Linked DNA regions of Mus musculus: region 1 is linked to region 2. The links are chromatin loops, found by intact Hi-C in ENCODE. Cell type or tissue: heart. All regions are shown on one strand. Each heading gives the region's core, and the rest is flanking DNA. Links, peaks and the distances in the headings are about the cores only.

Region 1 (15,439 bases), core at 4,038-12,037, 52 kb after region 2:
GGTGGTATACACCTGACAAGGCTCCTGGAAGGTAGCAGCAGAGGTAAACACAGAAGGTTATAGAGGTCAAGGGTCAAGCTCAGCTCTGTACATAGCCTGGGCCATCTGAAGCTCTGTTTCAAAATAGGAACAAAACCAAACCTCTGGTTTGGGTCAAATAAAATATGTCCCACAAGACCCCATGGTCTTTCAGCCATTAACTACCGTGTGGGACCAGAGCCATTATGCTATCGGGGGGAAAATCAATTTTATAGAGTAATCCTAGTGGGGCAATGCCAGGAAGGCCACTAAATTTCTTACCTAGCCTGTTCCAACCGTCCAGAGTTCAGTCCTGGGACTTATGTGACCAACCTGGTGGTTCTCCACCTATGCACCGAGGAATGGACTTTCTTGTGGCGTTTTTTTTCAGACCTGCTTGGTCTTACTCATCCCCTCCCCCACTATGCTTTCTTCTCCTAATCAGCTCTTGCTGGTCCTCTGCCCCTCCCCCTCTCTTTAGACTTACATTTTAATTTAATTTTTGCGTGTTTTTGTTGGTGAGTGTGTGTGTGTGTGTTGTGTGTGTGGTGTGCGTTGTGTGTGTGTGGTGAGTGTGTGTGTGTGTGTGTGTGTGTGTGTGTGTGTGTGTGGTGTGTGTGTGGTGTGTGTGTATGCGTGCGTGCGCACATGCGCGTGGGCAGGTAATGTGCGCTATAGTGCTTGTGTAGAGGTCAGAGGATGGCTTTGGGGAGATGGTCTTCTCCTACCATTGAGGTGGAAGCTTGGCAGCAAGTGCCTTCACCTGAGGCATCTCACCAGGTCTTAGCCCCCATTTTTTACTTTCATGACACACATATCCCATTACTCTGTTTTTCTTTTTGTTTTCCCTTACTTTTTTTCATTCCTATTTTCTTAAGATCTCGTCTTCTATCGTGGCCTTTTTTCTTACTTTATGAACCTCTTTAGTCCCAGCATTTGTGAGGCAGAGGCAGGCAGATCTCTGAGTTTGAGCCCAGCCTGGTATGCAGAGCGAGTTCCAGGGCAGCTAGAGCTACACAGAGAAACCCTGTCTCATACACCCGTGTGTGGGTGTTTCTGAGTTTGGCTTTTTTTGCTTCGTTTTATAGCCTGAGTTTTCTTTTGGCATCCCTTTCCTGACTAACATATCATTTTTCCTTATAGCAACTAAGTTTCCCAGGAGTGGTGTCGCTGAGTCCTCTGATGTTCCATATTTAGTTTTCTGAGGCGCGTCCGCACTAGCTTTGGTACCGGCTGTAGGTGGCTGCCTCCCCACTAGCAGCATATGAGAGGGCTTCCCCTGCATCCTTCTTAAAACTTATGGCCATTTGGCTTTTGTTTATTTTATTTATTTAATGCATTTGTGCATATATGTTGCATGTGGGGGTTTGTGTTTATAGAGTAAGAGATAGGCATCAGGTGCCTTCCCGCAGTGACTCTATGCCCACTTTCTGAGACAGGGTCTCTTGATGATCCTGGAGCTCATCTGTTTGTTTGTTTTTTAAATAATTTTTTTCTTTTAAAAGATTTAGTTATTTTATTAAATGAGCACACTGCCACTGTCTTCAGTCACACCAGAAGAGGGCATCAGATCCCATTATAGATGGTTGCGAGCCACCATGTGGTTGCTGGGAATTGAACTCAGGACCTCTGGAAGAACAATCAGCGCTCTTAACTGCTGAGCCATCTCTCCAGCCCTTAATTAGTTAATGAATGAATTTTGAGACAGGGTTTTCCTGTGTAGCCTTGGCTGTCCTGGAGCTCACTCTGTAGACCAGGCTGGCCTCGAACTCAGAGATCCATCTACATCTGCCTCCTGAGTGCTGGGATCAAGATGAGCACCGCCATGCCTGTCTTGGGTTTGTTTTTTTATAAAGGTAAAAGATTTGGATCTAGTTTCATTCTTTTACAAATGGGTATCTACTTTTCTCAGTGCTGTTTATTGAGGTGTCTTTTTCTCCTGTTTATGTTTTTAGCCCTTTCATTAAGAATTAGGAAGCTGTAGCTCTGTGGGTTTGTTTCTGGGTCTTCTATTTTGTTACACTGGCAGAATGGCTGCTTTCCTGCCAGTGCCATACTGTTTTTTGTTACTGTAGCTCTGTAGGTTAGTCTGACACCAGGCACTGTGACCCCTTCACTGTTGCTCTTCTGCTGGGATTGCTTCCAGGTGAAGTTTAGTTTGCCTTGTCCCTTGGTTGTACGAAGAAGCTATCTGAGTGACTTACATTATTCATGTCGTTAAAATACTCATGATGTTTGCAAGTCAAAGCGATCGCTTTATTCTTAACACTGAGTGACCCATGACCATGGTCCCTAACCTGACTTCTTTCCTCAAAAATATTAGATCTATTTATTCTTCGGGTCCCCATTTAAGTCATTAATAAAGTATTGTCCTTTCTGAGGTCCAGCCAAGCAGAGATGGTGAAAGGAGGACTATTTATTTGTAGACAAAAATGTCACTTGGGGATTCCCCTGTGGGTCTGGGCAGGCCACCAAGGAAGAGGCACAAAAGTAAAAGGCAGTCCTGACATTGGGAGGCATGACCCCCCCCCCCCTCAGCTGGTTCGTTCCAATTCCTTATTTTCCCTCCCTCCCTCCCTCCCTCCCTCCCTCCCTCCCTCCCTCCCTCCCTCCCTCCCTCCCTCCCAGGTGATGTTCCCTGTTTTCCTTGGTGAGCAAATACCTCCTGAAACACTGGCAGCCACGTTGGCAGAACTGGATGTTAACCTACAGGTGCTTGAAGACAAGTTCCTCCAGGACAAAGACTTCCTTGTTGGGCCCCACATCTCCCTGGCCGACTTGGTGGCCATCACAGAGCTGATGCATGTGAGTGCTCTAAGAATGGTGGATGCTGTGGTAATTGTTAAATCTCCATCAGGTCAGGGGTTTCTACCTCACCTTGATCATTCAGTTTCTAGACAAAAGACACACAGCTTTTATATTTATAATGTGCTCGCTAGCCTTTAATGCACTAGAGCTGGGCAGACATTTACCCTCTAAGCTATTATAACCTACTTCCCCATCAGTAACTCCAAGTTATAACGTGCCCTGTCCCATCTGGGCAGTTCTTAACTTCAATTGGCCAGCCCTCATGGCCATGTTTTCATGACTCACCTACCCCATGGCATCTTCTCCTCTTTCCACCTTCTCTCCTCTAGTGATCTCCTGCCTCAGACCCAAAGTCTGGGAACCTATCTCTGTTCTGCCAAACTATAGGCTGTTGGCATCTTTATTCAGCCAATAGATTTCAATTAAGGAGCAAGGTCAATAGCATCATTTGGTGTATGTGTGGATTCTCTCATCCTTGGGGCAGCCAGATCTTGGGGGCCACTATTAGCATTATAATACATAGTCAAAAACCAACTTCAACAAATGGGTCCATAAGATACAGGGAATTCTGGCTAGTTAGAGAAGTCCCATTTTTGCTATCCTCACTAGTTGTAGGAGGATATGCAAATGTGTGGAGACTCCTTCCAGATTTGTAATGTCTGTCTTTGCTTTCATTGATTGTTCTTGGTTGCTTTTCTATTAATGTGATAAATCACTAAACCAAACACAACTTAGGGTGGAAAAGGTTTATTTGGCTTACAGTTTACACTCTATCATGGAGGGAAGCCAAGGCAAGATACTCAAGGCAGGAGCTTGAAGCAGAAATCAGGGAGGAATGTTGCTTACTGGCTTACTGGTTTTTCCTACAACCTTTCTTAATACAGCACAGGCCCATCACCAGGGATGGCACCATACACTATGTACTGAGTCCTCCTATGTCAATCAGCAGCCAAGAAAACACCTCACAGACATGCCCACAGGCCATTCTGAGGGAGACAATTCCTCAGAAGAAATTTTCTCTTCCTAGGTGTATCTAGCCTTGTGAGAAGTAGGAAAAACAAAACAAAACAAAACAAAAAACAAAAACCCAACCAGTACACTGTACTCCTTATCAGCCTGTCCCACAGACACATCAATGTTTAACCACAGTCTTTCGTTTCTTTTATCCCTAAGATCTCAGGTTAGTATTGCAAAACACAGTACAATTTTAAGAGTCTCAAAGTCTTTTTAAAAGTCCAAATGATTTCAGAATACAAGTTCTCTTTAAAAATCCAGAGTCTCTTAACTTTGGGATACCATAAAGCCCACTAAATAAATCACAGCATTTCTTGTACCATAAGGGAAGAAGCAAGGCACAGTTACAATCAGATTGAAACTTAACCAAAATCCTACAGCATACAACATTCCATGTCTGACATCTGTGACTCACTGGAGACCTACTGGGCTCTAAAGGGCTTGGGCTGTATATACATACCATATAGCTTGTCTTGTTGGCTTGATCAGGAATCATGCCATATCTGTCACTGTCCTTGACAGTCACCCCATAGTCCTGCCATCTTTAACATGCCGTTAGCACTAAAATTGCACTCTCACCAATGTCCTTTTCTGGTTCTATAGAGTGCCAAGCCTCAGTTGTTCTTAATGACCCCTTCATGCCTTCAGAACTAGTACCATGTGGGAGACTCCTACACATTATTTGTCAAGTTCTGTTGCCAGCTTTGTGGACAGCCTTGGCCCACCCTACTACTGGGCCACAGCTTCTATGTATTGACCCTGAGGAAAATACTTCCCAGAAGACATTCCCTCAATGACACTGGTCTGATAAACTACAGCTGCATTTTCAGTCCTAACTAACCAGTAGCCATTGTCCCACGGAAGCTCAGAATGTTTTACTTCTGCAGATTATTAATATGCCACACGAGTGGCCCTCACAGAATCTTCGAGGGACTCTCAAACTTCCCTTTGAAACTTTACAAACCAGGTCTCCACCATCTGCGTGTCTTGCACAATGGCATCTTTCAAGCTATCATAGAACAGCTTATTGATCTCTTGACTACTCAATGATTTTTATAGACCCAAAGTTCCAAATGCTTTTCCAACCCTTCCCTCCTAAAACAATGTGGTCAGGTCAGTTACAGCAACCCTATACCTCTGGCACCAATCTGTTATTCTAGTTTCCTTTCCTGTTGTTGTGATAAATATCATGATAAAAACAACTTGGTGGAGGAAATGAGTTAACTTCAGTGTATAGGTTACCATCCATTATCAAGGGAAACCAGGGCAGGAGCTCCAGGCAAGAACTTAGAGGCAGGAGCTGAAGCAGAACTATCAGTGGGAAAACTCTGCATACTGGCTTGCTCTGGCCTCACATTCAGCTCTCTTATATAGTCTAAGTCCATCTTTCCAGAATTAACATCACCACAGTGGACTAAGCCCCCATATAGACATTCCTACAAGCCAATCCGATGGAGGCAATCCCTCAGTTGAGTTCTCTCTTTCTATGTGTGTCAAGTTAAGAAGCAAAATTAGCCGTAAATTCTGTTCCCTTCTTGATATAGCCTGTAGGTGGTGGCTGCCCAGTCTTTGAAGGGCATCCCAGGCTGGCTGCATGGTACCAGCGAGTGGAGGCAGCTGTGGGGAAGGACCTCTTCCGGGAAGCCCATGAAGTCATCCTGAAGGTGAAGGACTGTCCCCCTGCTGACCTCATCATAAAGCAGAAGCTGATGCCCAGAGTGCTGGCAATGATCCAGTGACGTCAGACGCTTCATCCCTGCACCAGCTGCGGCAGTTCACAACTCACAGTTCACAATTCACAACTTGCATTACACTGGGGATGCACCTCACTCCTCACACCATGATGGCTCTCAGGCTCAGCTCCATCTTCACCCTTTTTCTGTGATAGCCACACATGACCTCAACTATAATCACTACTTTCCCCTTGAGTCTGGGTAATAAACTGGGGCTTGATTTGGGCTTTAATTTCTCCGTGTTGTTTCTTTAACCCTCTTCCTCTAATCCCGTTCAGTTGTCTTCCCGAAAGACAGCTCCGGTTCCCAGGCTTTGGGGATCGTTGACCCTCTCATGGTTGCCGCCAGCCATGAAGTCATAGCTAGGCATGGTAGCTCTTGTATGGGATCCAGCACTCAGCAGGGATGAAACAAGGGAGGAGAAGGAGATCACTGAGAACTCAGAGCCAGCCTGGGCTACATATTGAGATCCATGCTAGCCTGGGATACAGTGTGAGATTGTATCTCAATGAAACAGAACGACAAAGACAGACAGCAAGCCAAATCACAGCCGCCTTCCAAACTTCTGGACCTGGGAGAATGAAATCGCAGATGCCTCAGCTGCAGGCATGGGAATGCATTATTTGGCCGGACCAGCCTCTTGAACATTGTCCCTTCATAGGATCATCAAACCTTCCTGACCTACAGAATTGGTCAAGAGGAGGAAATACCTGGTCAGAGGTCATGCTCAAAACTCTTGGGTACAAACTGTGACTAGGAATGAAGGGCTTGCCAGGCAGTGGTGGCGCATGTCTTTAGTCCCAGCACTTGGGAGGCAGAGGCAAGCAGATTTCTGAGTTCAAGGCCAGTCTGGTCTACAGAGAAACCCTGTCTCAGGGAGTTACAAAAAAAAAAAAAAAAAAAAAAAAAAAAAAAAGGAATGAAGGGCTCAGTTGTGTTCTGGGATAGTATTCTAGTTGGGGGTGAGGGAGTGGACTGGAAGGCAGCCAGGAAGGAAGCTGAAAGATTGGATGTTGCTGTAGTTGGGAGTGGGGACGGGGAGAGGTAAACAAAGGTGACTTGTGGAGACCCGTTACACACCAAAGGGAAGAGGTGGGGAAATGAAGGGGCCTCTCCCTTCCAGTTTAGAGAGGTCAGCTTCCACTATGGCAAACAGACACTAAACGAGGGGGATAGGTATTCCTTAGAGAGAACGTCTGGTCGGGAGGTAGGAAGTGGGGGGAACACTCTAGAATGAACTGGGGACCTGGGAGGTGAGAGACTCTCAGGACTCAAAAGGGAGAGACTTTGGATGAAGGGCTCTACAGTGGGGAGGGAAGCTTGTAGTCAGGACAGGACATTAAGTGGAGGGATGGGATTCCCATCCCAGTCAAAAGTTCTGACTCAGAATTCTTGCAGTCTGAAGGAACTGCAGGGACAAAAATGGAGAAGAGCCTGAGAGAAAGGGTGTCCAGTGACAGGCCCAACTTGGGATCCAGCTCAAGGAGAGGCCCCAGGGCCTGACATTATTACTGATGCTATGGTGTGCTTACAGACAGGAGCCTAGCATGACTGCCCTCTGAGAGGCCCGACAAGCAGCTGAAAGTCAGATGCAGACACAAGCACCCAACCAATGGACAGAAGCTTCGGCCCCCCTGTGAATTGGGGAAAAGCTGGAAGAAGCTAAGGAGGAGGGGCAGCCCCATGGGAAGACTGGCAGTCTCAACTGACCTGGACCTCTGAGATCTCTCAGACACTGAGCCACCAACCAGGCAGCATACACTAGCTGGTTCGAGGCCCCTGACACATATACAACAGAGGAATGCCTGGTCTGGCCTCAGTGAGAGACTTGAGGCCCCAGGGAGTGAGGAGGTCTGGTGAGGTGGGGGTGGGGTGGGGACATCCTCTTGGAGAGGAGGGGTAGAGGAGACAGGAGATGGGGGTGGTGGTAGTGACCTGGAGGGGGATGAAGACTGAACTGTAAAAAGGAATTAAAGAATTAAAAAAAAAATGTCTGGAACCAGGAAGACAAAGCCATTCTCAAGTTTCCCAATAATCTGTGGTGCCAAGACACTTTTTTTTTTAAAGAATTATTTGTTTATGTCTATGAATACATTGTCACTCTCTTCAGACACACTGGCAGAGGATGTCAGATCCCATTACAGATGGTTCAGGACCTCTGGAGGAGCAGTCAATGCTCTTAACTGCTGAGCCATCTCTCCAGCCCTTGTAGTAGTAGTAGTTGTTGTTGTTGTAGTTGTTGTTGTTGTTGGTGGTGGTGGTGGTTAGTTGGTTTTCCCCCATCATTTGGAGATTTGGGGAAATGATGATGTCATATAGGACTTAGGTGCCCCTGGCTGCCACTGAAGATTCCTTTTCTTTTTTTTCTTTTTCTTTTTCTTTTTTTTTTTTTTTTTTTGCATTAGGCGGAGAAGTTTTATCCAATCCTAGGCATGTCTTCAATCCTCCCTCCTGCTAGAGGGATTAGCTGGGGTGAAATAAATAAGAATAAGGAGGCCTGATCATTTCCCTCACGGGGTGTGGACCTAGCATTTACATACTTGGCCACTCATTACAACCAACCTGAGTCCTGGGCCCAAGGAACTGGATGGGATTGGTAGTCTCACTTCCTTCTTCCTTTCTGTGTCAAGGATCTCCGAAGCCACTCCTCCCTCAACCTTTTTTGTGAGTGGAGGGAAAGAAAGTGAATTTGAGGGCAGTTAGCACGGCTAATCTGCCCCTAAATTCACCAATAGAGACGCCGGTTGTGTCAGTTTTTCCTTTACTGGGTTCCGTTCCTCATTTGGCTGAAGCACGGAGGTACAGGGGCCAGTTTGGCTCCAAACCAAGACTCGGGCTCATAGTTCAGGTTCATCTGTTTCGGGGGTTAACTTGCAGTCCGGCACTGATTGGCCCAAAGTTCTTGTGGTCATCCAATGGGAAGGAAGATTGGGATCGAGCTCCGATCGAGGCTAAGAGGCACTTGAGGAGCTGGGACCCAGCCGTTCCTGCTCGCCGTTGCGGCTGCTCCGGCTTCTGTCCCCAGAGGCAGTTCACCCGAGGCTAGTTCCCGAGGTCTGCCAGCGGCTACTCCCACAGCCTCCGCCATGGGTCTGGAGCTCTACCTGGACCTGATGTCCCAACCCTGCCGTGCTGTCTACATCTTCGCCAAGAAGAACGGCATCCCCTTCCAGCTGCGTACCATAGAGCTGCTTAAAGGTGGGCTCAGTTGGCAGGCTGGGAAGTGTGCAGCCTTCTGTACGGAGCACCTCCCACCTCTGCAGCGGGTGGGTGACTGGCCAGGCCAGGTGTGCAAAAGCCGCTCCCGTGAGAAAGCAGTTGTATCAGTTATCAGCTGTGAATTTTTAAAGGACCTTTTCCTAGTGAATAACATCAGTCCCAATACCGGATGCAAAGGCGCCCTGGAAGCTACGGCGAGAGGAGGGGAGCTGGGCTTGAAAATCTCACCTTTGGAGATTTAAGAATGGTGATCCTTCTTAAAGACTTTGGAGAGAAAAAAAAAAGTTGAACTAACTCCTTTCCTAAATGAGGGAACCTCGTCTTGCATTTCTGCATGCTGGGCTAGAAAAGGGTTGTTTTGCTTGGGTGGGTGATCTTTCACTCAAGACTCTTGTGTGTTTCCTGTCCACCAGAGCAAGTCCCCTCCAGTGTCCAGGCTTGCGTGCCATTAGTTGTGTGTGTGTGTGTGTGTGTGTGTGTGTGTGTGTGTGTGTGTGTATTTTACTGGGGACCGAACCAGGATATCTATTATATATGCCACCACCGAGCCATGCTCCCAAAGCTCTTTCTACTTGTCATTTTGAGAAAGAGTCGCAGTAAGAACAACAGCATCCTCTTACAACTTCATACCATGCAGGTGCTTAAAGGTGGGCTTTGCTGGCTGGCCCGGAAGTCTGCAGCCTGCTGAACTTATGCAGCCGTTGGCAGTCAGGCGAGGGGTGCAAGTGAGTCCCGGTGTTGCGCTCTCAGTTAGCCCAGTGAAACATTGAACTGGTTGAGTTTCCCAAGAAGCTGAATTACAGGCTTGCCAGACCCGCTTCACCCCCCCTCTCCTCCCCTCCTCCCCCAGATCACACACAAACACACCTGCTTCTAGATGTTAACTCTATAAAAGTTGCCAATCAGCTTGAGGGTTGAGTGAAAGGACAGTGGGAGGGGCCACTCTGCCTTGAGTTGGAAAATCACTGCTCTGATTAGCCTTGGGGGGGACGGGGGGAGTGGGGCAGAAACCCAGCTACTGAAGCAGGTTTCAGTAGAGGCAGAGTTACAACTGGACCGGAGCTTGGAGAGTCGGTGGGGGAGGGGCAAGCAGAGACTCCAGAACTTCTTATTTAGCTGAGTCCTATTTAGCTCCAGTACCTCTTCAGTACATCCAGATTGAGTCGCAAGACGGGGGCTGCACATGGACAGTTTGTGAAAGGAGAATGGGCAAAAGCAATGGAGTCCATTCAGTGGAAGGAAAGACAGATCCGCAGATGGATCTAGAAGAACCTGAGTTCCCCAAATGCCCTCTGACTCCATTCACATGGACCAGGCAACCTACCTTGTACCGTCAGATCTGGTTTAGGCATGGGGTTTGGTTCTGTCTGGGAATCTCAAGTAAAGAGGGAGCTCTGAGGGCTTGGCACAGAAAAGAAAGAAGTATAGAGCTGCTGGATTCCTAGTGGCAGATTGGGAAACTTGTTCTGGCAAGAGCTATGTTGAGCTAAGAACCGAGAAAAAGGATGTTGGAGCTCTGATGTGTACACAGGTTACCCGGTCTGGATAGAAGAACCCACCTGTAATGGGACTTTTGACTACTTTTTGGCTTCTTTTTTTCTCTTTTTTAAAATTTATTTATTTATTTTATGTACATGAATACACTGTCACTGTCTTTGGACATATCAGAAGAAGTCATCAGATTTCATTACAAATGGTTGTGAGCCAACATGTGGCTGCTGGGAATTGAACTCAGGATCTCTGGAAGAGCAGTCAGTGTTCTTAACTGCTGAGCCATCTCTCCAACTCTGGGGTTCCTTTTTTCTTTTGCCATTCTCCACCCCTCTTCTTCCACCCTTTCAACCCCCTAACACTAGATAGAAGGGAAAAAAGGATGGAAGGGAAAGAGAAGAACATTGTATCATTAGATTACTTCCTGCTGACTAGGGGTATGGAGTTCCTCTGGACAAGTTTGATCTTCACTGTTAGGATATCAAATTTCTTCTTTTCAGCTCTTCACACATGACTACTGGACAAAGCACAGCCAACAGCACCCAACCAATAGCTGGCCAACCAGCCCTTTCCATCAGGGCTCAAGCATTTGTATATCTTCCGAAAATTCCCCAGAGTTCCAAAATGTCATACAATTGCAACAATTCTCTGCAGCTGGCAAAACCACACCTTTGCTAGAGCACCAGTTAAATCATAGTCACCTGCTGGGAAGCAGCCCTATATTCCCATACCTGGGATTAAAACAAAGACATAGTCCCATAATATTTCTGTGCTTTTTTTTTTTTTTTTTTTTTTTTTTTTAAGAAAGACACCAAAATTCTTACCACACCCACCCAGTTCTTGCCTGGGATAGAAAGAATGATCAGGGCCCAGGAATAAGACTGGGTGTTTGCATTAGGATGTGTATGGGCCATAGCTGCACAGAATCAAGTACAGAATCTTTCCCAGACCCAAGTAGTCACTCTGACCCAGGCTTCCCAGGAGTGAAGGCAAATGGATTTGTGAGAGGATCCGCTGCCCTGCCTGTTGGCTTCCTCTTCACCGAGGCTTCTTGTGGAAAACTGGTGCTTGAGTGTAGAGAAGGAGACAAGCAGACCTTAAAAAGTCTCTGAGTCCTCAGCTCCATGCTCTGGTCTCTTTCCTCAGGTCAGCAGTACACAGATTCCTTCGCCCAGGTGAACCCTTTGAGGAAGGTGCCAGCTTTGAAGGATGGGGACTTCGTCTTGGCAGAGAGGTAACATGTTCCCTGCTTGCAACCAAGCTGTGTGGGGCAAGCCACCTGTCTGGGCCTGATGCTGCCAACTTGGACTATGGCTTCTGTGTCTGCTCCAGGGTAACACCCAAGCAGGTACCTGGGGCTGAGATGGGACTTTTGAACACATGGTATGCCTCACCCCCCTTGTATCTCATGGATGAGGAAACTGAGGCAGGGAGATGGGGGAGCCCAGACTGCTTCCGGGCCCCTTCCCTGAGAGCCCAGCGCTCAGGAGGAATGATAGTGCCAAAGAGAGTGGCTGCACCAGGTCTTGGAGTACCACAGATCTTGGAGGGAGGAGCTACCCTAGAAGCCAAAGGAGCACCCATTGAACTTGGTTGCCCTCCGCTGAGCACCCATTAGCACCAGGTTGCCGTCTGACCTTGGAGCTTGTGCAGATCATAGTCTGGGCCCCCATGGGACTTGCATTTTGGAGGGGGGAGTGACAGTAAGGTGACAGGTGGAGAGTACAGTGGGGACAAGACAGGTTGGGGGGTCAGGGTTAGTGATTTCAAGTGAGACATGAAAGAGAAGCTGGCTGTGGAGGTGGTAAATGAGCAGGAACTTCCTGTACTGATGTACCAGGTTTGTGGGCAGTGTGTTCTAGTTGGAAGGACAAAGGTGAAGGCTGTGACATTAGACCATTCGCAGGTATGGGCTGAAGAGCTGAGGCAGCACCCCTGAGGTGAAGCAGGCAACCACAGCAGTGTGGTGGTGGTGGTGGTGGTGGTGGTGGCGGCGGTGGTGGTGGTGGTGGTGGTGGTGGTGGTAGGGAATAGAGAAAGGCTCTGACCAGTCCTGCAGGAAGGAAGTACCCCAGGGGAACCTGAGCAGAGGAGAGCTCCCATTTCCCTTGCATTTGAAAGGGTCCCCAGGCTGGGTAAGAAATGATTGCAGAAATTCAGGCACAAGACACCCTAGTCCTAGACCAGGGTGACTTAAGAATGACCAGGGAGAGGGCTGGAGAGATGGCTCAGCAGTTACGAGCACTAACTGCTCTTCCAGAGGACCTGAGTTCAAATCCCAGCAACCACATGGTGGCTCATAACCATCTGTAATGAGATCTGATGCCCTCATCTGGAGTATCTGAAAACAGTTACACTGTACTTATTTATAATAATAAATAAAACTTTAAAAAAAAAAGAATGACCAGGGAGTGTTCTCCATCTCTCTTCATTCCTCCAGTGTGGCCATCTTGTTGTATCTGAGTAGAAAGTACAAGGCCCCCGACCACTGGTACCCTCAGGATCTGCAGACTCGAGCTCGTGTAGACGAGTACCTGGCATGGCAGCACACAGCCCTGCGGAGTTGTTGCACCAGGGCCATGTGGCAGAAGGTGAGTTGTGGGGATGCTCCCAAGGCGCATCAGAGATGGCATTCCCTGTTAAAAAGAAAAATTCTTGGGCTAGTGACAAACCTCAGGGTGTAAAGGCACTCATCACCAAGTCTGACAACCTGAGTTCAATCCCTGCAATCCAATACAGTAGGAGGAGAGAACCAACTCCTGCATGTTGTCTTCTGACCTCCATAAGCATGCTGTGGTGATAGAGGGCATGCACGTGCACCTATGAGAGCATGTGTGCACTCATTCACACAAACCGAAAAACGAACAAACAAATAAATATTTAATTAGTAGTTCTGTTTCAATGTGTCACCTTGACGATCTTAGAATTCCAGCCCAGATTGTCAGCATTTCATGCTGGTGCCCCTCCTGAGTACTGGCTTTAAAAGCTCAACAATTCCTTCCACGGTGTTTCAACTACCATGTTTCTCTTGAGAAGTCCCACTTACAATCAAGGGGGATGCCAAATGGGGGTGTGATGGCGGGATCTACACTGGGAAGGGTTTCCGGTTGAGGTCCTGGTCTTAAGGGCAATAGAGAGTCATGCATGATTTTATATGGGGAAAGGAAAAGGAAAGATCTTAAGAACTTAGATGGATGGATGGATGGATGGATGGATGGATGGAAAAGAGTGGGACAAAAAGATGAATATTGGACAGAGCCGAATCTTTCTTCTTGCTGGTCCATCAGATGATGTTCCCTGTGTTCCTGGGACAGCCCGTACCTCCTGAGATGCTGGCATCCACCTTGGCTGAACTGGATGGGTGCCTGCAGGTGCTAGAGGACAAGTTCCTGCGGAACCAGGCCTTCCTTACAGGATCCCATATTTCTGTGGCTGACTTGGTGGCCATCACAGAGCTGATGCATGTGAGTGTCGTGGAGTTGGATGGCTTGCTGAATGATGGAGAGTCCTGGGAGGGAGCCGATAGCCTTGCTCTGGCTGCCTTTTCTGGCTCTGGGGCCCTGGATAAGTCACTCCTCCCTTGGCGCCTTCACCTTCCTCATCTCTAAAGTGAATTTTAAACTGTTTTATTAGCATATGTCAATTGCACATAGTAATGGGTGTCATTATGATACTTTCATACATGTACATAATGTATTTTGATAATTTCTTGTCCCCTTCTACTGCTTTGTCTCCTTCCCACTAACTTCTCTTCTACTGTGTGTGTGTGTGTGTGTGTGTGTGTGTGTGTCTGTGTCTGTGTCTGTGTCTGTGTCTCTTTGTGTGTGTGTCTTACAGGACAATGGGTGAGGATTTGTTTTCAGGAGCATGGACACCTTACCAAGTGGCCATTGAAGAAATCGTCCCTTCCTCCTAACCATCATCCTCAGAGAGGGGATGAGACGCTCATGTGTCCTTCATCCTTCCAGGACAGGATGCTAATGGGCCCAATAATATTTAAATGCCACGCCTTTCCATACCTGGAAGCCAGGGTTCCCACAGGTTCCCTTCCCTTTTATTCAGGCTTGTATATTCTTTGTCTTCTCCAGTATGTCCTAAGTCTTGGGAGGTAGTGACATAAAATGCCCAATTTATGACTGAGCTTCGAACAGTCACTTATTCATATCATTACAAAGTAAATTCTCATAAATCCTTTCTATAGGGGTATCAAGAGGCACTTCACACATGGTGGGGGAAGGGACAACATAGTGGGGGAAATACTGGCAGGCATGCTGCCTGTAGATTGTGGAACTTATCCCCTCTACCTGACTCCTTCTCCCCACAGCCTGTCAGTGCTGGCTGCAAAATCTTTGAGAGCCGACCCAAACTGGCTGCCTGGCGTCAGAGAGTAGAAGCCGAAGTGGGGGAGAGCCTCTTCCAGGAGGCCCATGAAGTTGTCCTGAAGGCCAAGGATATGCCTCCCTTGATGGACCCTGCCTTGAAAGAGAAGCTGAAGCTCTCTGTGCAGTGTTTGTTACACTGAGGGAATAGCTCGAACTGGGAGACAGACGGTCAAGGGAAACTCGGGGCCGTGCAAGCGAAGAGATGAGGCTGTCTGGCTCTTTGGCTGTCACTAGGACATAGGGTCTCTGGTCCGCAATTTCCTCTCTGCATCACCTGTGTTCCCTCTGTGTCCCCACCTGGCTTGTGCTGTAACATCAGTTCTTATCTGACTTCTGGAGAGAGCTCCAGGAAAATACTTGGGAGAAACGTATCTGGCCATATTCCTTTTCTTTGAAACTTTACAAACCATTGAACCTTCCCCCATCCTCCAAGCCATATTTGTATATACATGTATATACACATATACATATAATTGATATCTGGTACCACGTGACCCTCTGTGCTCCTCAACCCTGGTGCCTCCCTTCCTCAGTTTTGGCATGCAGGATCTATGATCTCTCAGTTGAATACATGCAAGAGACGGGGATTGACTAGTGAAAGACCTTTGTCCTCTGCGTCTTTGCTTCCTGCCATAGGTGGGGTGCAGGGCTGGTTCCTTTGTGGGAGTGGAAGTTGCTTGGTATGTCCTGACTTTCCAAATTCTTGTCCCAAGCATTCTAACCCTGACTGCTGCCTTCTACCTGTCTCCGGCTCCAAACTGTCAAGCTACTTAA
Region 2 (15,439 bases), core at 2,350-10,349:
AGAATGACAGACCTGCAGCTTAAACTAGAGATTAACCTTCCAGGGCCCCCATCTGCCTCAGGAAGAGTCCTAAGCAGTGCTCTTGCAAGGTCCTTTCTGAGATGTTACAGGTACATTTTTGACAAAGTTGTTTGTGGCTGACTGTCTCTTTCCGCTGTAATGTTCCCCACCCACTCCCACCCCTCGGCCTCTTGTCCTGTGGCAGTGGGAGCAGGTAAAACTGAGCACTCATTTTGTGTGGGCTCAGTGGGACATCCGTGTACTTTGAGGTCACTTTCTTATGACTCAGAATCCCCCAGTCACACGAGGGAACTGGGGCTGTGGGCTGACGCTGAGGTGACAGGATTGGAGGGGATGCAGCGTGACATCTATATGTACTTTGAAGTCATTGTGTCATCCTAGATTATTGGAGTTACCCACGTGCATAAATAAACTTTAGGGGACGTACCTACTGCAAAAGACTCTGCTCAGAGCCCTCACAGGCTCACGGCTCAGCCTCCAACTTTGATGGTTCTGAGAGGGTTACCCGTAATGCCACTTTCTAAGATAGCATCTGCATTGTATCGTCCATGAAGCTCCCAGATTCTAATGAACCACAGTTGCCTGCTGTACTCCCTCTGCCCACCCCAAGTCACACATGAGGAAACGGAGGCCCATGCTGGCATTGACAGGACTGAAGGTGATGCGTAAGATGACCTGCTTTTTTGAGATGGCCCTAGTTGGTGACAAAAGGGAGAGCTAGCTCTCAGATCAACCCTTTTCTTCCCTATCCCCCGTCCCCCAACATCAGCTGCCCGCCTCCGAGCAGAGCTAGAAAGACCTTGGTCACATGGTTTCCTTTGAAGGACCCTCTTGGCTCGGTCCAAGCGGGAAAGGACTGAAATTTGATTTGCTCAAGGTCACTCAGCTAGTAACTGACAGGACCCTTATTTCAAATCCAGGAGCATGGGCTAAGGGCACTGGTGCAAAGAGAGGGCATAGAGACACCCCCTCCCCCTCAAACTGATGAATCTCTCTTGGCAAATGTGGAAGTGAGGACGATATGATAGCAACAGGCTGCAACTACAAATTATATCCAACTATTTTTCTCTTCAATGTTTCTCAAAACCCTGGGAGTAGGAGTTTCTCTAGAAATCGGAGACCCAACTGCTCTCAGTCTATCACTAGATCTCTGAAACCACCCCTGGAAGGAAGGAAATAATGTGATAATTTAGGGAGTAACAAAGCCACCTAAGAAAACTTGAGGAGCTCGGTGACTTCCTATTAGGATGTCCCCCAGCAGGGGCCATCCATCAGTGTGGCTGGTTCACCCAAGGTGTCTTGATATAAGATGTACAAAGTAGGAACATGAGGACAGGGAGAGAGTGTCAAAGCCCTGTAGTGGGACGGCAGCGATTCTGATATGGCCAAGGGCACACTTCTCTAAAAAGCCCTGCTTGCTTCTAGACTGGACCTCAGGGGTAAATCTTTTTCTATCTCGAATTGGCATCTGGCCACCTTTTCCCTCCTTTCTATAGGTAAAGATCTCACAGCTAGAGGTACATTCCAGTGTGATTAAAATGGAGACTCAGAGATCCGGAAAGAGCTGTGGGCAAAACTTCCAGCCACAAGAGAAAACAGCCATCCTGACTTCCTCACGTTTCAGAGCCGGACTTCAATCCTAAGAGTTTTCTTTGCCCGTTTTCGCCTCCGACCCCACCCCGCTTTCCTGCTCTCTCCTGATCCTATCGTGCACATTAAAAAAATGGCTTTGCCAGAAAACTCGGTTTACAGGAGTGGGAGAGCGTGGGTGAGCACTGTTTTAAGCTTTACCAAAGCTTCCCCCATTCTTTTTCTTCCCCCTTTTGCCCCACTTCCAATCCCGGTTCCCATCTCCAGGGATCTTGCATAGTTCCTTCCAAAAGACCCAGCCTGCACCAGGTTCCTAGGAAAGGCCTGAAGTGCCTGAAGTGCAGGCTCTGCTGGAGTCTCTATTCCCAGCCTTCCGCGATTGGCCAGCTTCCCTCCTTCCCTTCCTCCCTCTGCTCCCGTTGCGGGGAGTTTCCCCACAATCAACCCTTCCAATCCGGGAGGCAATGACCTCTAGAGGTTGTGGCAGCTAGTCTACTGCCCCTAACGGACCAGCTCACGCCCGTTGCTCGCGTGAGCAGTTGCCAAGGCAACCAACAGGCCGCTGACTCTCCTCCCTGCAGTGTAGGATTCCCAGCATGCTTTGCGCAGCGGACTCTCGGAGGAGGGCGGGAAATGCTGCATTTCCCAGAAGCCCCTTCGTGGGGTAGTCCTCTGAAGTAGGGAGCCGAGGGTAACTCTCGGACGCCCACCCTGGTGGTAGGTATGGGAGCTGGCGTTCAGAGGAGAGCGGCTGTCCAAAATTCTTGTAGCTGGTTTCGTGGTTTGCGTTTGCGCTGTTCACTGAGGTACGGCTGTGTGACGAGAGACGAGGAAGATGAATGACCCAGTGGTCACACTACAGCAGTTTGCAATCTGTTATAAAGAACATTTAGAGGATATCTAATGTTTTGATGATTGTAAGATCATATTGTGCATGCCAGTCAGATAATCCGCATCGTGGCTCCTGAATCCATGGCTCAGGGAACATCACAGAAAGGCTGTAAGAACCAGAATACCAGGAAGTCTGATGCGAAACAGTCTCTAGAAATGGCTGTACAAACTATACTGGAGCAATGGCAATATCTATGGACATGTTAATGTTGAAGGGAGAAAGTCTCCAGGTCCCAACCCTAGACAAAGAACTATTGGCCACTAATAGAGAAGAATTAGCCTCTCATAGGAATGAACTCCTTAGTTGGTTGTCCAATGCAGAACTGTCAGCCTTGAGTTTATATGTACAAACAAAAAAATAGAGCTAGCAGGTTTATATAATCTGTGCACATACACACATATGTATGTAACAATAATAATTTAAAAGATGAGAAGAGCTAAGAAAACCTAGCCAGAGGCCAGGATGGTGGTACACACCTTTAATTCCAGGATTGAAGCAAGAGGATCTCTGTGAGTTCAGAGTTAGCCTGTTCTACATAGTTAGTTCCCTGACAGCCAGCCTATATAGACAGACCCTGTCTCAATGAATAACAACAAAATTTCCTCAAACAAATTAGCTGTTTCCACAGAATGAGGTCAACACGTTTGAAGACTAACTATTCTCTGGCAGTCAGCCATTCCAACTTTTATTCCCACCACTTCAGTAACCACCGTTCGGTGTGATTTGTGAACCTTGGCTTCTCTTCAGTTTTTTTGTTTGTTTTGTGGTGTGGAGGGTTGAATCCAGGGCTAGGTTCACTGATGCTAAACAAATGCTGTGTCATGAAACCAGGTTCTAGCTACTGATTTTCTTTGTCCTGTTTGTCAGATAGGCTCCCCCTAGGTGGCCCAGGGTATAAACTGCCAAACCCCACTGCCATGAGCAACATACTTCCTGTAGCAAGCAAGGTGCCACAACCTAAAAGCTACATAACCCACACAAAACAGACCACCAGCTGGGGTCTGTTCATACACTAGGTTCAAACGCAGGAAACTATGGGCTGTGGGGAGGTGGGGCGGGGGCGGGCATTTCTCATTCAAACTACCACTCACTCTGGCTTTAGGTATCTGACAATCAAGATGAAAACTATTACCAGTCAAAAAGGGAGGGTAGCAAAAAAAAAAAAAAAAAAAAAGGGGTATTTTTGTCAAGATTCAAGGAAGCCCTTTTTTTGGGGGGGGGGAGGGGTTAAGAAGCCGGAAGAGAGGATGAGATGGAAGAGGGGAGTGAGGCAGCCAAACCAGTTCCTTGCCAGTGTGGGAGGGGACTCTCCGGAGAGTAGCGAAGCAGGTACCTGAGTCTGCAGGGTGAAAGCCGGGGGGGGGGGGGGGGGGGTGTTTCGGGGCGGGATTCAGGGGTCCATCCATTCAAGAGCCATATCTGATCCCGTGAGAGAGGATGTCTGACCTAGGGGAAGCACGTGAAATAAACAAGGCCAGGAGACTTCTAGGGGCCAATCACATCAGAGGGCTTGGGTGGGTACAGTCATCTTGGATCACATGCTCTCCCTACCGAATTTGCACGAGCAGAGCCACGTGCGGTGCAGGGCTGCAGAAGAAGCTCCTCTGGGGACAGCTTTGTGTTTTTCAGAATCCTTTTCCTCAAAAAACAACACCAGCTTATTTAGGTAAAAGGGCAATTTGGCTTCAGACGGTTCTGGCGGTGGGAGGGGCGAGGGGAGGGGCCACTTGAGAGAGCTCGGTTTGAGCCTACTGGCTACCACAGCTCCTAGCTATCAACTCACAGGGTAAGACTGGTTCTATGGCAAATGCCTGTAGTCCTAAGCACTTGGAAAATGAAGTCGAATTTGAGGCCAACCTGGACTATATGAGTCCCTGTTTCAAACAAAACAAAACAAAACAAAACAAAAAATAGCCAACCAAATGAATCAAACAAACATAAATTCCCTGGAAAGCCAGGCAGGATAGGTCTCACCTGGGAGTCCCAGACATTCAGGAAACTAAGACAGGAGAATCAATGGAGCAGAAGGGTTTGAGGCCAGCCTGTGCTATAGCAAGACCCCTACCCCTCAATGTCAAAAAAAAAAAAAAAAAAAAAAAAAAAAGAAAGAAAGAAAGAAAGAAAAAAGAAAAAAAGAAAAACGCCCAGGGAAACATTCTGGTGCCCGATATGGCCCACGGGCTATAGCTACTCTAAAAGATTCAGATAAAGCCAGTGATAATGGGCACCTCTTTTCCCCATCGGAAGATGCTACCGTGGAGAGTGTTGGAGGCGGGCGAGAGAGGTGGTCCTGTGACTCCTTCAAGCTTTGCTGCCCAGCCTCACAGATCTGGGGAGGTCCAGTGTTCTTAGACGACCTGTTTTGCACGGGGCAGCTGGACCAACCACAGTTCTTCCTTAAGGCAAAGTTTCTAGCAGCCTGCAACAAGCTTCACCCGTTAAAGAAGGATCAGCGATCAGCCTCTAAGATCCCCTCCTGCAGTAACTGAGAGCTAGGAGCTGAGCGGTCTAGTTCCCCGCAAACGACTACGTCCACAGAACTCTGAGTTGGGTCCACGAAAGCCCAGCTAGGCCATTTCCGCGTCCGGGTGAGACTAAGGTCCTGGGCTGGATTCCTGGCTCCACGGTCCGCTGGAGCAAATCGCATAAGTCAGTCTGAGTGCGCGCGCACCTCAGCCCTGCTTTTGGTATAAAGTCCTCCAAAGCGTCTCCCTCCCCAAGATCAGCAGGTGTCAGCTATCCAGAGGAGGAAATCGTTTGGCTTGGCCAACTGAGGCTGTGCTGGACCCCAGCTTGCTGTTATCGAACGCAGTCGGCACACCATCTTGTGTCGCTACCGGCAATGGGCTTGGAGCTCTACCTGGACCTGCTGTCACAACCCAGCCGCGCTGTCTACATCTTCGCCAAGAAGAATGGCATCCCCTTCCAGACGCGTACCGTGGATATACTCAAAGGTTGGCACATTTACCCCTAGACCATGTCAGTCCTTCACATTCTGCCTGGGTACAATCTCCCCATCATCTGACCCCCCCCACCCCCAGCGCCGTCCACCAAGGAATGCTCTGCTCTCTTTGGAGTGGTCTTAGTCAGTTCAGAGCCCTCTTTAAACGTAACTTCCGCTCTGACAAGAGAGACTTTTTGTCCTGGGACGTGGGGAGAAAAATGAAAGATTCCTACAGTTTCTGCTTTGAAGGCACGCAGTGTTTAGATTCACAAAATTCCGGAGACTTTGCAGGGAAGAGACACATAGCTGAGCCACCTCTGTGCCTCTGGTTCCCGGCCCATCCGGATTTTGGCCGTTTCGACCTTGCTCTGGTTGCAAAGAGAAAGGGGAAAATAGGAATACTGCTTGAGTCCTTGCACGCATTTTCTGGCTTCTTCCTTCCCAGGGCAGCACATGAGCGAGCAATTCTCCCAGGTGAACTGCTTAAACAAAGTTCCTGTACTCAAAGACGGAAGCTTCGTGTTGACCGAAAGGTGCAGCTGTAAATATACCCAGAGCCCTCACTACCTCCTCCGGCTCCCTTTGGCCGCCCCACTTCCGTTGGAGTGGGGTGCGGGGCGGGGCCCTGGCCGACTCCGACCCTAGGCTGTGAGGGGGCCTGGCTAGAGCAGACTCTGTGGGAAGGGGTCCTGGAAGACTAGAGGGCTGATCCAGCATGTCCCTTGCTTCTGTCCTGTTTCATCTGCTGGACTCCCCCCCTCCCCCTCCAGGCCTCCCTATCCTGATTGAGGGGTATTGGAAGGCGACAAGGGGACGATTGTCAAGGGTTAGGGAAAAAAAAATGTAGATTCAACAAAGGACTAGGAAGGGCTTCTCCTAACTTCCTAGATGTCCTGTTTAATCCGCCAAAGCTTGGCCCCGGAGACCAATGAAAGGGTCAGGGCTCACAGACTGTTTGGTTCTCCCATTAGAGTCTAGTGTCAGAGAGCTAAAAAACAAAACAAAACAACAACAAAAAAAAACCCACAAAACAACAACAACCACCACCAAAAAAGAAAGGCGGAGAGAAAAAGGTCTGGCCAGGGGTCAGTGTCCACGACATCAAAAAAAGAGGCGACCTGGAGAGGGGCAGAGCTCTTGCTGGTGTCTGTCTGTGTGTGTCTGTGTGTGTCTCTGGGTTTCACCATGCACAACATTGCAGAGAAGAAAGGCTCTGGGGACAGGCAAGAGTCATGGAGAGATAGGTGGTGAGACCAGAGGGAAGTACTTCAAATGTGAGAATTCTGAAGGCCCCGCCAAGGGATGGGAAACAGCCAAGGTCCTTAAATCCCCTCTTCCCATGGTCCATATAGCCCCTCTTCTATGATTCCCAGCACAGCCATCTTGATTTACCTGAGTTCCAAGTACCAGGTGGCAGACCACTGGTACCCGGCCGACCTACAGGCCCGTGCCCAAGTCCACGAATACCTGGGCTGGCATGCCGACAACATCCGTGGTACTTTCGGAGTGCTCCTATGGACCAAGGTATCCAGGGTCCTCTGGGGAGGGGCTGAACCTTGGGCACCCAGTAAGAGTCAGGCTTATTTATAGATTGAGCTCTTCTGTCGTTCTGCCAGGTGTTGGGGCCACTCATTGGGGTCCAGGTTCCCCAGGAGAAGGTGGAACGGAACAGAGATAGAATGGTCCTGGTTCTGCAACAGCTGGAGGACAAGTTCCTCAGGGACAGGGCCTTCCTTGTTGGCCAGCAGGTGACGCTAGCGGATCTCATGTCTCTGGAGGAGTTGATGCAGGTAGGAGACCAGCAGATGGGGTAGTAGTAGCTAAGGGCGGACTCTTCTTTTTGCTACTTCCCCAAGTCCAAAGCACTGTGGTCTGGGAAAAGCCAGAACCATAGAGGGGAACTTTGTGTGATTTGTTTCCTGTCTAGGTGGGAAGTGGGGAGTGGGGTGGGGGGCAGCTTCTGGCTGCTGTCAGGTCCTGGATCTGATCACAGTGCCCCAGACCTCCCATGGGGCTGTGTCTATGATGCTTGTGTTGCCTGCAATGGGACCCTCGGTATCTCTTCGACTTTCCCATCTTTGTCTCTACAGCCCGTGGCTCTTGGCTATAACCTGTTTGAGGGACGGCCTCAGCTGACAGCATGGCGAGAGAGGGTGGAGGCGTTCTTGGGTGCTGAGCTGTGTCAGGAGGCTCATAGCACCATCCTGAGCATCCTGGGACAGGCAGCCAAGAAAATGTTACCAGTACCCCCTCCGGAGGTCCATGCCAGCATGCAGCTTCGAATTGCTAGGATTCCTTGAGTGGTCTGACCAGCAATAAAGACTCATTTTGTGTTTTTTCTTTCCTTTTTTTTCTTTTTTTTAAAAAATATTTATTTATTTATTTATTATATGTAAGTACACTGTAGCTGTCTTCAGACTCTCATTACGGGTGGTTGTGAGCCACAATGTGGTTGCTGGGATTTGAACTTCGGACCTTTGGAAGAGCAGTCGGGTGCTCTTACCCACTGAGACATCTCACCAACCCCTTTCCTTTTTTTTCTTAACGTTTCTTTTTGCCCCAGTCTTTTATCCTGGCTCCCTCTCTGACTCTGAGAGAAGCTTTAAAAGGAACACCAGCTATCCTTAGCATGCTTCTCTTAAGGTACAGTATACACAACCTATAGGAGACCCAAATCAATAATATATAAAAGATGCTTTAAAAAAAAAAAAACAGTAACACACCCAAAGAAACCAATCAAAAGTTGGTAGACATCTGTGTTTTATTATAATAAAGAGTCTGAATAGTTTAAGGAATAAAGAGCTATTGGTTTTTTTGTTTGTTTTGAGACAGGGTTTCTCTGGCTGTCCTGGAACTCACTTTGTAGATCATGCTGTCCTCGAACTCAGAAATCCACCTGCCTCTGCCTCCCGAGTGCTGGGACTAAAGGTGTGCGCCACCACGCCCAGCTCGTTAATTGGTTTTATTATACTGTCCTATAATATGCATGGAATCAAATTATGACTCCGTGAAACATTATGGTTAATCATAGAAAAGTCACATAACAATCCACATAAAATTATTACACGGGCAAAAAAAATGATCATAACAAGCCATTCAGGGAGGTAGATGGTGTTTTACAAGAATTAGTCATTGAAGTGTAAGAATAAATAAGATGTCTTTGGGCAAACATTTTTATCTCCTCAGATAGTTTACAAGTAACAACAAACCTGATTTATTTACATTGTTATGTAAGCCTCCAAGTGTGTCCATGGGTGAGAACACACAACAGAAAGGATTTAACATTAAGAATTAAGAGGTTGGGCTGGTGAGATGGTTCAGTGGGTAAGAGTACCCGACTGCTCTTCCAAAGGTCCAGTGTTCAAGTCCCAGCAACCACATGGTGGCTCACAACCATCCGTAACAAGATCTGACGCCCTCTTCTGGTGTGTCTGAAGACAGCTACAGTGTACTTACATATAATAAATAAATAAATCCTAAAAAAAAAAAAAGAATTAAGAGGTCAACCAGATGGATCAGCCTCTGAGGATACTTACAGCCAAGGCTGTTGACTTGTGTTCCATCACTAGAGCCTAGGGAGTGGAAGGAGAGAAGCCAAGTGCTGCAAACTGTCCTCTGACTTCCACAAGCGAGTCACAGGATTCCTATAAAACAGAAAATGGGGAAAAAATGTTAACAAGATATTAACATGCTGCAAAGACAGCTAAGATTATCATAGAGGTCATCACAGCAGGAAAGTCAGTATTACATCACAGAAAATCTTCCATCTCAGTCAGAGGCTTCTGCTCCGCCTTTGATTACTCAATTCCCAGAAAAAAAAAATACACTCAAATTTTAATTTATCAGCAGTAAAGCTGGGCATACTGGCTAGTTTTGTGTCCATTTGACAAAAGCTACAGTCATCAGAGAGGAGAGGAAGAAACCTCAGGTGAGGAAATGCCTATATGAGATCCAGCTGTAGGGCATTTTTTCAATTAGTGATCATTTCAGGGAGGGGCCCAGACCATGGTGGGTGGTGCCATCCCTGGGCTGGTGGTCCTAGCTTCTGTAAGAGAGCAGGCTGAGCAAGCCAGGGGAAACAAGCCAGTAAACAACACTCCTCCATGGCTTCTACATCAGCTGCAGCCCTCGGGATCCTGCCCTGTTTGAGTTCCTGTCCTTCAAAATGAACAGCAATATGTAAGTATAAGCCAAATAAACCCCTTTCTCCCCAACTTGCTTTTTGGCCATGGTGTTTTGTTGTAGCAACAGAAATCCTAAAAAAGTTGGCACCAGGATTGTGGGTTACTGCTGTGACAGATCTGACCTATGGAAAGAGGGCTATGCTGTTTAGGACTATGCTAAATGGAAGAAGTCAATCAGAAACAGTATCACATGCCTTGGAGGAACTGCATAAATTAGTGCCACCTTCAAGGACTTGAAAGATGCAGAGGTGGTGGTTCCCACCACATCTCCCTTTAACTCTCCTATCTGGCCAGTGCAGAAGACAGATGAATCATAGAGAATGACAGTTGACTATTGAAAACTAAATCAGGTAGTAACTCCGACTACAGCTGCTGTACCAGATGTAGTGTTCTTATTTGAGCAAGTTACCACCTCTCCTGGTACCTGGTATACAGCTGTTTGTTTAGCAAATGCCCCCCCCCCACCCCTTTTCTGGTAGTTGTCCATAAAGATCTCTAGAAGCAATTTGCTTTCAGTTGGCAAGACCAGCAGTACACCTTTACAGGCTTGCCTTAAGGATAAATTAGCTCTCCTACCCTATGTCATAACTTACAAGGTATCTTGATCATCTGTTTCTTCCACAAAATATCACATTGGTATACTATATTGATGATGCTCCTCCATGGCCTCTGCATCAGCTCCTGACTCCAGGTTCCTGCCCTGTTTGAGTTTCTGTCCTGAGTCCTTGTCCCAACTTCCTTTGGTGATGAGCCATGATGTGGAAGTGTAAGCCAAATACACCCTCCCCTCCCCCCAACTTGATTTTTGTTCAGGGTGTTTCATTGCAATAATAGAAACCCTAAGACTGATGGGCCTTTGAGTAACGCCATGGCTATTGTGTTATTCATGCTCCTGCGAGTAACCCCAGGAAACCCATTCCCCACCAAGCTTAAGCTAGACTTGGGTAGAATCATTTCTTTGGTCTGCCAATCACTGACCTATCTGGTTGAACAGAACCTCTTCTCAGGAAGTCAGTGAACTGTGTACTGTGGAGAGGGCATGGGTTCTCAAGCAATGGGGAGCTTGCCTGGGTTGATGAATCAGAGACAGCTCCTGGCAGTGTGGGCCAGGGGATTCTGGCACATTTGAGCATGTCAGACCAGAGCCCAGATTCCTACCCCAGGCCTTAGTGGGTGACCCCTTGCTCTGTTGGGCCTACTTGCCTTCATGAGACAGATTCTGTTTGCCTGGGCTATAGGCCAACTCTGGCTCCTAGCCCAGGCCCTCCTCCTCCACTTTGGAACAGCAAGTTGGTTGTGTTCCCTATGGCTTCCAGAGCAGAGCCTATCCTTGGAGAGAAGCTAGGTCCTAGCCAAGATTCAGCCCTGCACCTGTGTCCTAGTTCCTCATTCCAGGGACAGCAGCCACATCCTGTTACTTGATCACAGTGACTGTCTTAGGATTTCTATTGCTGTGATGAAACACCATGATCAAAAAGCAAGGTCATGGGAAAGTTTATTCAGTTTGCATTTCCATATCATAGGAGTTCAGGACAGGAACTCAAACAGAGCAGGGACCTGAAGGCAGGAACTAGTGCAGAGGCCAAGGCCACAGAGTGAATGCTGCTCACTGGTTTGCTCAGCCTGCTTTCTTATAGAACCCAGGACCTCCGGCTCAGAGATACCCCCACCTATAGTGGGCTGGGCCTCCCCCCATCAATCACTAATGAAGAAAATGTGCTTTAGGCTTGCCTACACCCTGATTGGATCTTATGGAGCATTTTCTCAAGTGAGGCTCCTTCCTCTCTGATGACTCTAGCTTGTGTCAAGTTGGCATAAAGTAGCTGGCACAGTGATCTTGCTTGACACAGTCAGAGTGACAAAAGGGTGTGTGTGGAGGGGACTTCACTCATCCAGTTGAGCCATGAGCTGTTCCTGAAACCATGGAAGATGTCATCTGCACACAGTATGAATTTGTGTGTGTGTGTGTGTGTGTGTGTGTGAGCGTGCCTACGCGTGTGTTGGGGGTATCCATCTCCCACAGTCCTAACTACTGGTTGGCTTCAGAGCCTGTGATAAGCATGGCCAAACTCTGTGTGTCAGGTCCAGAGAATGACTCTTACTTCCTCAGGTTTCAGAATGGGGTCCTGCCAACTTCCTAGGAGGTCTTGGCTAGGAGCCCAGGAAGGCCTGGGTGACTCAGGCTTGCAGCCAACCCCACACCCTACTCAATCAGCATCTTCCAGTATGGAAGCCAAACCCTGGCTCCCCTTGCACACAGGAGTTGTCCTCCAGGTCCACAGTGACTCTGCTGCCCATAGCTTACCCCTCCACACCACAACAGAAGTGCCCAGGCCAAAATAGGCCTAGGGGGTGTGACCATGGTGAGCACATGGAGAGAGTACCGCACGGAGGGGCAAAGTGACCAGACTTGAACTTCAGACATTTCCGTGATGCTAGCCCACAGGGTAGGGCTGCTTCCCTCGTGTGGAGTGGAGATGCTAACAGGGATGAGTGAGGCCCAGACAGAGGGCAGACCTGGGTCCCTGCAGAAGGAAATGCCTGCCGAAACATGGTCCAGGGAGGAAGCAGGAGGAGACCTTTAATGGCAGTGAGCCTTTCCTGGGAGGCCGGAAGTGGAGCAAATAAAGATGCGGCACAGACAGGAAGCAGTTGCGGGGCTCCTTCCCTGATGGCAGAGCCGTGGAGAACCTGGTTAAATGTTCAGGTGTGAGTAAAAGATCAGTGTTGGCAAACAAAGTCCCAACTCCCTTTCTGTTTGACGGTTAATCTCGTCAGCTTGACTGGATTTAGAAATATCTAGGAAACACTGGCTCTTGGCGAGTCTGTAAAGGGATTTCCTAAATATGCGTGCCTTGATCTCATCGGATAGGATCCAAGACAGTGAGAAAAGAAGAATGCGAGGATTTATCTCTTTCTGCTTTGGCTGTGGCGACAATGAAACTGGGTGTTCCTATCCCTGCCACCTGGCCTCTATAGTCTCCAACTTCACTCTCAAATTGTGAGCCAGAATAAGCCTCCCCTTCTTCCTCTTCTTCTCTTCAATTTATCTATTTTATCTATATGAGCACACTGAGGCCTTTTTCAGAACCACCAGAAGAAGACATCAGATCCCATTACACATGGTTGCGAACCACCGTGTGGTTGCTGGGAATTGAACTCAGGACCTCTGGAAGAGCAGAACATTTAATTGGGGCTGGCTTATAGATTCAGAGGTTCATTCCATTATCATCAAAGTGAGAGCATGGCAGTGTCCAGGCAGGCATGGTGCAGACGGAGCTGAGAGTTCTACATCTTCATCTGAAGGCTGCTAGTGGAAGACTGACTTCCAGGCACCTAGGACAAGGGTATTAAAGCCCACACCCACAAGGCCACACCTCCCAACAGTGCCACTCCCTGGGCTACGCATTTATAAACCATCAGGCCTCCTCAACAGTGTCCTACAGACTGGTGCAAGGGCCAGGACTGCAAGTGATGGAGGGTACCAGTTGGAACATATACTGACTGCCTTCCATTCCTTGCCCTGAATAGACATCATCAATCAATCACAGAAAACTTTCCTCCAAGGATCCTCAGAAGATCCCAACGCACATCACTGATTGTTGGTAGTGAGGAAGACAGGCAGATAGGGTCAAGGAAACTTGTGAGTACCCAGGGTGAACTGCTCTCTTAGCCTAGTCTCTTGGGTCTTTCTCACTGAGGAAGCCTCGGGTGCTGTGCATGTTCAACAGCTAGTGAGAAGGCTGAGTTCAGCTCCGCAACAACTATATAAGTGGCTCAAGCAGCAAGAACCTTCCTGGCTACTGAGTAGGTCTCCCTGGTAGGTATAGTGGTATTCATAGATTGAATGTAAGAGAGGCCTTCATACCCACCTGCCAGCAGCCATGGCCTGAAGTATAGTCTCTTTAAAGCTAGACCTCAGCTGGCTGTTAGACCCATAGTCAGATCATGCTGGGAGCTGGAGAAGTTCAGGATATCCCTAAGTTCATACGACAGCCACAGAGAAACCATAGGCTTGGTGGGAACCTCCACTGGTATAGAAGCTGGAACAGCAGCTTCAGAAGTACCTTGCTTTCTGCCATGCATGGTACTGTTACAGACATACTCTGAATTCTCTCCTGATCCACATGTCGTTCTGGGGAAGTGAGACCTAGGAAGACAGGGCATCTTCCAAGATTTTTGTCCTTATCAACTTGACAAGATCTAGAGTTACCTAGGGGACAGGTCTCAGGCCATGCCTGTGAGGGATTTTCTTGACTGAGTTCAATCAAGTGGGAAGACCCACTTGAAAGTGGGTAGTGTCACCAGACACGGGTGGTACATGCCTTTAATCTCAGCACTTGGGAGGCAGAGGCAGGCAGATTTTTGAGTTAGCGGCCAGCCTGGTTCTAGAGAGTGAGTTCCAGGACAGCCAGGGCTATACAGTGAAACCCTGTCTCAAAAACAACAACAGAAAGAAAGAAAGAAAGAAAGAAAGAAAGAAAGAAAGAAAGAAAGAAAGAAAGAAAGAAAGAAAGAAAGAAAGTGGGTAGTGTTATTCTTCAGTCCTGAGTCCCAGACTGGATGACAATAAATGTGACTTGAACAGTAGCATTTACAACTATCTTGTTTCTGACCTCAGAAGCAATATAACCAGCTCCCTCAAGACACTGCCTGCCCACTCTCCCCTCCCTAGATTTCCACCATGCTGGGCTATGAGATCAAATTAACTTTTCCTTCTTCCCTATCTTGTTTGCTCAAGAATTTATTGCTGCAAAGAGGAAATTAGTTAATATGACCATGTAGCCTAAAGCCACATTGTGGCTTCATCATGGATCCCTATTAGCCTTCTTCCATAGCTGCCGAGGTGCACAGTATGATCTATGTTGCTTTAATCAAGGCCAGGGCATTTCTGGGCTTCTGCATGGTAGAGTCTGGTGGGCCACACTCTGAGCATCCTTGATGTTGCACCTTTTTTCCCTGAATTCCTCCAGTATTTTAGCTTCTATCACTGTAACTAAATACCCTAGACAGTTAACTTATAAAGAAAAAGGGAGATTGGGAGAGACGGTTCAGCACTTGGTGGTGTTTATTGCTTTTGCAGCGGAGCAGAGTTCAGTTCCTGTTGGCTAGTTCACAACCACCTGTAACTCCAGCTCTAGGGGAACCAGTGCTGACTTCTGGATTCCCCAGTGTAGAATCCAAAATAAGTTCGAGACCACCCATCCCCTTCCCCCTCTGAAGGGACTTTCCATCAAGGCCACCCAGCCTCTTCCTTTCTGAAGGGACTTTCCAAACTGTACAGTTTTAATGGTCAAAATGACTAAGCCTACAGCTGCCAAGACAAGATGAGCTGTTCTCAGAAAAATAACCATAACAAAAATAACAGTTCTCAGAAAAATTCCCCTACCCTACCCCACACTGAATTCTGAGAAAAACCACAAACTACCCTGACCTTGTCGCTAGAATCCCCGTGATGCTAATAGCCTGCATTAATAACTGTGACGTTAATAGTTGATTCATAAGTTTAAAACAGACTGTTGCTTTGCTGACCAATCATAATAACCCACCATAAAAAGAGTATAAAAGAACTGTGCTTTTTGAATATGGGGTTGAGTCTCCCTGAGGCTGAGCAACCCAACATGTGTCGGAACAATAAACCTCTTGCCATTGCAGCGATCTATTGTCAAGTTGTGTTTCGGGAGTTGCGCACTCAATACTAAGGCCTTAGGGTCTTACACTAGGTATCTCATCTGTTGAGGTTTGGACTGTTGTTATGTCTTGTGATGCTAAATTCTCTACAGGACGGTCTAGACCTATGAGTGACTT

The links. Peaks named below come from ENCODE experiments on the same cell type or tissue, not always from the same donor. Only the 100,000 strongest peaks of a DNase experiment are listed, where the experiment ranks them.
Region 1: a loop joins it to region 2, with 2.4 times the contacts of the local background. A loop is called at or near these places in 24 of 42 quality-filtered maps.

What each region holds. Positions count from the first base shown.
Region 1 is chr10:75,774,179-75,789,617 of GRCm38, reverse strand. It overlaps Gstt3 (glutathione S-transferase, theta 3), which reads left to right and starts at 8,204. Exons shown (of 5, transcript NM_133994.3): 1 at 8,204-8,771; 2 at 11,430-11,517; 3 at 12,724-12,874; 4 at 13,571-13,747; 5 at 14,608-15,439. The coding sequence starts at 8,660. The coding sequence ends at 14,805. Gstt1 (glutathione S-transferase, theta 1) reads left to right here. Exons shown (of 5, transcript NM_008185.3): 4 at 2,647-2,823; 5 at 5,385-5,805. The coding sequence ends at 5,579. In heart, for the core only: no CTCF peak of the experiment used is centred there; a DNase peak (open chromatin) is centred at 8,477; H3K4me3 peaks cover 1,776 bases; H3K27ac peaks cover 584 bases; H3K27me3 peaks cover 3,423 bases.
Region 2 is chr10:75,824,193-75,839,631 of GRCm38, reverse strand. Gstt2 (glutathione S-transferase, theta 2) reads left to right here and starts at 4,751. Exons shown (of 5, transcript NM_010361.2): 1 at 4,751-5,457; 2 at 5,893-5,980; 3 at 6,821-6,971; 4 at 7,064-7,237; 5 at 7,538-7,787. The coding sequence starts at 5,346. The coding sequence ends at 7,747. In heart, for the core only: a CTCF peak has its summit at 7,200 (motif pointing right); DNase peaks (open chromatin) are centred at 4,091, 5,131, 6,081, 7,201 and 1 weaker place; H3K4me3 peaks cover 3,194 bases; H3K27ac peaks cover 2,756 bases; H3K27me3 peaks cover 432 bases.